Linked DNA regions of Homo sapiens: region 2 is linked to region 1. The links are chromatin loops, found by intact Hi-C in ENCODE. Cell type or tissue: dorsolateral prefrontal cortex. All regions are shown on one strand.

Region 1 (2,500 bases):
AAGCATTAAAGCAATGTTGAAAAGAAGGAAGTTCACTATGACTCCCAACCGGTGAAGGCATCACACTGGAGGAGAGAGGAGAGAGGGAAGCTGGAGCTCATGTCCATCACGCCTTGAAGAAATCCACTCTGAGAGCAGCCCATGAGCCACATCAATACAAGTAGCCATAATAAGTAACGGGAGCTGTTATATACATTTTTGTTTTCTACTGTCCAGTACACCCAAAATCTAATGTTTATCATTTAAAAAAATGGTGAAGTTAAGAACTCTCCTTGTGGGTGGCCGCGTGGGTGAAGTCACATGTGTGACAGGGATGATCCTACTGCAGGTGGCAGTGTGGGTGCTCAGGATATTTCCGGATGCCACTTTTCCATCTCCTTTATCCCTTGTGTCTGCAAGGCGGGCCCTTTACGGATCACCAAGAGGAAAGATGCTAGAGTCCAGTCCTAAAGGAGATTCCAGTCCCAGGAAAGCCATCAGACACATAGAGAGGACACCTACACAAGGCAGTGTGGGGGTGGGGGCGGGGGGCTGCGGGGCATCTAGCCATGGTAGCCATGGCCCTGCCAGCACTCAGCCTCTGTGCCCTGGTCCCCAGCATATAAAATGACGATTGTACAATTCCAGTGTTGAGGGACTGTACCAACCCCGATGAGATTAATGCATGTGACAGGTTTTAGCACCTGGAACTTAGTGAAGCCTCAATTACTATGTATCTTTGGTATTCTTATTAAAGACAAGCAAAATACCACGGTGAAATAACACGGTGCTCCAAAGAGAAGACGTTTGGAATGCCTGCGGGGATGGACGGCCAGGCCATATGAAAGAGGACTTCACAGATGGAGAGGGTTTCCACAGGCAGTGACGCTCATGGTACAAAGCAGAAGATTCTCCCAAAATAAAGACCAGGGTGAACAAAAGCACTCAACTGGGAATAAACTGTGATGAACAAGTTGAAGCCGGGTTATTCCAAAAATCATCTGGCTGTGGCCAGGATCAGGACTCCACCACCACCCCCGGCCCCCGCCCCCACCCAGTGTGTCCAGGTTCTGTGGTCACCGTCATAGAGCCAAGGGCATTTCTCTAGTGCATACAGAAGCCTGGTTCCAGCACCCTGCGTCAGGACCACATTCCTGGGCGGAGACTCGGGCAGACCTGTGGGCTGGGACTAGGAGTGGTGGGCCCTGAGGGCCTGGAGAAACACCAAAGCGAGCTGAGTGCGCGCGCGGAGTGCACACCTGCGGTGACGCCCGGCCGGCCTGGCCTCACCTGCCCGGAAGGCTCTGCGGGCGGAGAGGGCGCATCTGCGCGGCCCCACGGAGCCCGGCTCTGCGCGCCGCTGATTAGCATGCAGGGCCCCCGCGGCCAGGCGCGCAGCTGGACGGCAGCTTCCCCCCGGCCTTTGAAAAAGCCTCTCTCACAGCTGGAGAGAAAAGAGCCCCCGCGCCACTGGCCGGCCATTGTGAGCGGCAAAGAGCCCTTCTTTGGGCGGAAGCAGAAGTTGGCCCAGCTGTCGAGCATTTGAAATGTAAAAGGCCGAGGCGCGCGGGAGGGGAGGCGACAGAGGCCGCGGCAGAGGAAATGCAAGCTGCCCCGGGGGTGAGGAAACCGTGGGCTGAGAAGTTCACTTTGAGCAATCAATAAGGCTTTCAGAGACCAGGACAGAAAAAAACAGTTCCGGAGAGAGGGCAGCGAGAGCGGCCAGCCCCAGCCGCGCTCCTGCAGCCGGGCTGCGCCTGCCACTCGCAGGCCTGCAGCCCATCCCAGGACGCAAGGAGCGGCTGGGCTAGCCCAGAAGTCTAGGGCTGACCGGGGTGAACTGAGAGATGGACTCATTGCGAGTGCCTGGCTGTTCCATACACCCCACTCCACCTCTTGCCCACAGTGACCTCCTCCCTAGGGCGCATGAAGCCCTTGCACCCCGCGCTTAGTCTCCAGCCCACGCTGCTCTGTGACACGGCTGGGGTCTCCACCTCACTCTCTGTGTCAGGGTGTGCACTTCCTTCTCCCTTTGGGTCCCCTTGCTCTCTGAACAGTCCTTAAAAGCACGCTCAGTCCCCTCCTGCCGCTCTTGCTGAGTCCCAGCCTCAGGGCTCCACGTAGAATCAGGCAACCCCTGCTGGTCTGTCTTTCTGTTGACTTTTGACAAGCCTCCACCATGGTTCCTATCACTAATCAACTGTGTGTCCACCACCCAGCCTTCCTCAGACCTTGTGCAGTCTGCTAGGAATCCGCACGCCACCACCCTGACCTTAGGGAGTTGGCAGAGGAGGGCAAATGCAACTATCTGGTGACCTAATCGAGGCAGGGGCCACCCAGGGCAGTCTCTTTAGGACAGTGGAGAAAAGAGAAATACAACTGTTTACTGCCTGGCTGCAGCACCCTGCGCTGTATCCTTTCAGGACGCCTGTAACACCCCTGGCTTACCTGCAGTAGACAATTCACCGTGTTGTTCCTTCTAGACTGCAATATGGGGCATGTCATTTTTGTGTCCGACACT
Region 2 (2,500 bases), 850 kb before region 1:
GCATCTAAAAGTCAAGGTACATGTCCCTGGCAGTGAAGGCCCCTGATGTAACAAAACCCCTTTACTCCAAATCTTTGGCCAAGTGTGCTGCGAACAAAACCTTAGCATTCGTTGGTGTGATGATGTTTGGGGACAGGTCAGCTGGGAGCTGCCCTGGGTTTGTTGTGAGGCAGAGGAACGACAGTCCCCAGTGGGGTCAGATGAGGTGAGGTGTGGGCAAGAGCCACCCCTGGCAATATCAGTGACTCGAATTAAAAGGCATCTGGGGAGGACTTGGAGCTGTTCCCTGGGCATGCAGGAGGGAGGTCAAAGCCATTTCATGCAAGTCATCAAGGACAGGGTGAAGTCTGTGGATTTATGCCTTACATAGTCTAGACAGCCAACCAACAGGACTGGTAGCCAGTTAGTTATTCGCTGACTTTTAGCCTGACTTAGAGCTATGCGAATGTCTAATGAATCCTAGAACCTTGTATTCAAAGTGTGGTCCTTGGGCCAGGGCAGAGACACCACCTGGGAGCTCATTAGAAGAGTGGAATCTCGGCTAAGCGCAGTGGCTCATGCCTGTAATCCCGGCACTTTGGGAGGCTGAGGCGGGCGGATCACCTGAGGTCGGGAGTTTGAGACCAGCCTGACCAACATGGAGAAACCCCATCTGTACTAAAAAATATGAAATTAGCCAGGTGTGGGGGTGCATGCCTGTGATCCCAGCTACTCGGGAGGCTGAGGCAGGAGAATCGCTTGAACCCGGGAGGTGGAGGTTGTGGTGAGCCAAGATCGCACCATTGCACTCCAGCCTGGGCAACAAGAGTGAAACTCAGTCTCAAAAAAAAAAAAAAAAAAAAAAGAAGTGTGGAATCTCAAACCTTTGGAGGCCCGGCTTCATGTAAACAAGCCAGCAGCCCATCCCTGGAGACTCCAGCCACACATGTGAGCCTGAGAAGGGCTGGCCTGGAACATACCACACACAGTGCTGGGGAGAGGTGGGCGTGGAAGGGGGAAGTGAGGGTCATCCTGGGGCAGTCAAATCAGGATTTTCAAATGTTTTCCTGGTATGCTGAGTGGCTCCCCTCTCCCCATGTGCTGAGACGCTGGCCTCCAGACCAGTGCCCCTCATGAGCATCCAATCCTCTCCTGGATTCCTCAGTTCCTCTAGCTCCTCTCTAGAGGTCCAGCCTGTAGGGGGAGATATTTGTTCTCATTTCTCTTTCTTTTCCTCCCCCTTGAAATCCAAGAGTGTTTGTGTGGTTACCTTTACTGTTTAGCTCACAAGGCATCATCGTAAGAGAAACCCAGAAGGGTCACCAGGGACCTTGGACTCTGATGAGTTCTGACGTTGGAGTGGCGGTGGCGTGGCCTTGCCTTGGGATCAACTTGACCTGTCTTCGTTGGGAAGGGGAATGTGTTTCCATCAGTGTATTGTGTTAGGCAGGGATATTTCTGAATGCATGGGATAATGTTATGGGTGTGTGTTGTGTTGTGTTGTGTTGTGTTGTGTTTCCCGTGTAGCTAAATGATAGGAAGCAGTTGAATGACTTTTGGGGTGCCTGCTCAGTTCATTGTTTCTTATTTTGGGGAGGCTTCATGGCCCACTGGGCAGGCAACTGTGGATATGTCTGTACTATACGACCCTTTTCTCCTGACAAAGGCTGATTCAACCTGGCCTTATGTGGGATAATCTGACACCTAGGGGACCTGAGACTTGGAACAAAGGGCCACTTTGATTGGGAATGACTGCAGCTGAGTCACAGTAATTCTGCGATCTGACTTCTGTCTGTGCATCATGTGGAATAGGACTGTATTTGAGAAAATAGCATCAGACTCTTCATGTCCTTTAACTAGGCTGGGTGCCTGTATTTTTCATCCATGGAATATATGAGGCATGTTTATTACGTGCTGGTTTCTGTGCTAGATCCTAGGGCTATCTAGCCTTGGCTCTCATGAAACTTACTATCCAGGGAAGAAGATAGACTCTAATCAAATAACCACTGAAATAAATGTAAAACCATAGCTGCGATAGCTGATGTGAGAGAAAGGGTGTGCAGTGCTGGGAAGCAGTGTAAGAAGGAGAGTTAACTTAGGGAGGGAGACCAGGAAGGATCCCTGGGAAAGGGACAGTTGGAGGGAAGTCCAGAGGCAGACTAGGGACCCCTGAGACATGCAGGCCGGGGTGAAAGTGCTCTAGGAGGGACGAGTGTATGCAAAGCCATGTGTTAGAAGAGATGAGAGCGGACCAGCCTGGCTGAAGCCAGGGCACCGAAGGGGAGGGACTCTGGGTGAAGTAGGTGGGGACCATTTTAAGGACCTTAGCTGCTGTGGTTGATTCCTACTAGTAATGAGAAGCCTTGAAAGTAATTTAAGCCGAAGGTAGTGGCTGGTGGTGACTGATGGGATGTGTCCCAGAGCTAGGGAGGATTGGTAAGAAATAAGTAACTAAATATATAAAATGATTTTTGCAACTTGGAGAGAAAGATGAATGCAGGGCCAAATCACCCACCTTTAA

Evidence for each region. Peaks named below come from ENCODE experiments on the same cell type or tissue, not always from the same donor. Only the 100,000 strongest peaks of a DNase experiment are listed, where the experiment ranks them.
Region 2: a loop joins it to region 1, with 3 times the contacts of the local background. A loop is called at or near these places in 2 of 110 quality-filtered maps.

What each region holds. Positions count from the first base shown.
Region 1 is chr2:7,430,221-7,432,720 of GRCh38, reverse strand. It overlaps LOC100506274 (a long non-coding RNA gene), which reads right to left. Exons shown (of 6, transcript NR_038432.1): 4 at 2,428-2,500. Among named protein-coding and RNA genes, the nearest start is that of LINC01871, 290 kb to the left of the region's middle. RefSeq lists enhancers at 1,168-1,901, 1,902-2,500. In dorsolateral prefrontal cortex, no CTCF peak of the experiment used is centred here; a DNase peak (open chromatin) is centred at 1,499; H3K4me3 peaks cover 1,045 bases; H3K27me3 peaks cover 1,386 bases.
Region 2 is chr2:8,283,839-8,286,338 of GRCh38, reverse strand. The region is part of intron 7 of LINC00299 (long intergenic non-protein coding RNA 299); the gene reads left to right. Among named protein-coding and RNA genes, the nearest start is that of LINC00299, 43 kb to the left of the region's middle. In dorsolateral prefrontal cortex, a CTCF peak has its summit at 1,215 (motif pointing right); no DNase peak of the experiment used is centred here.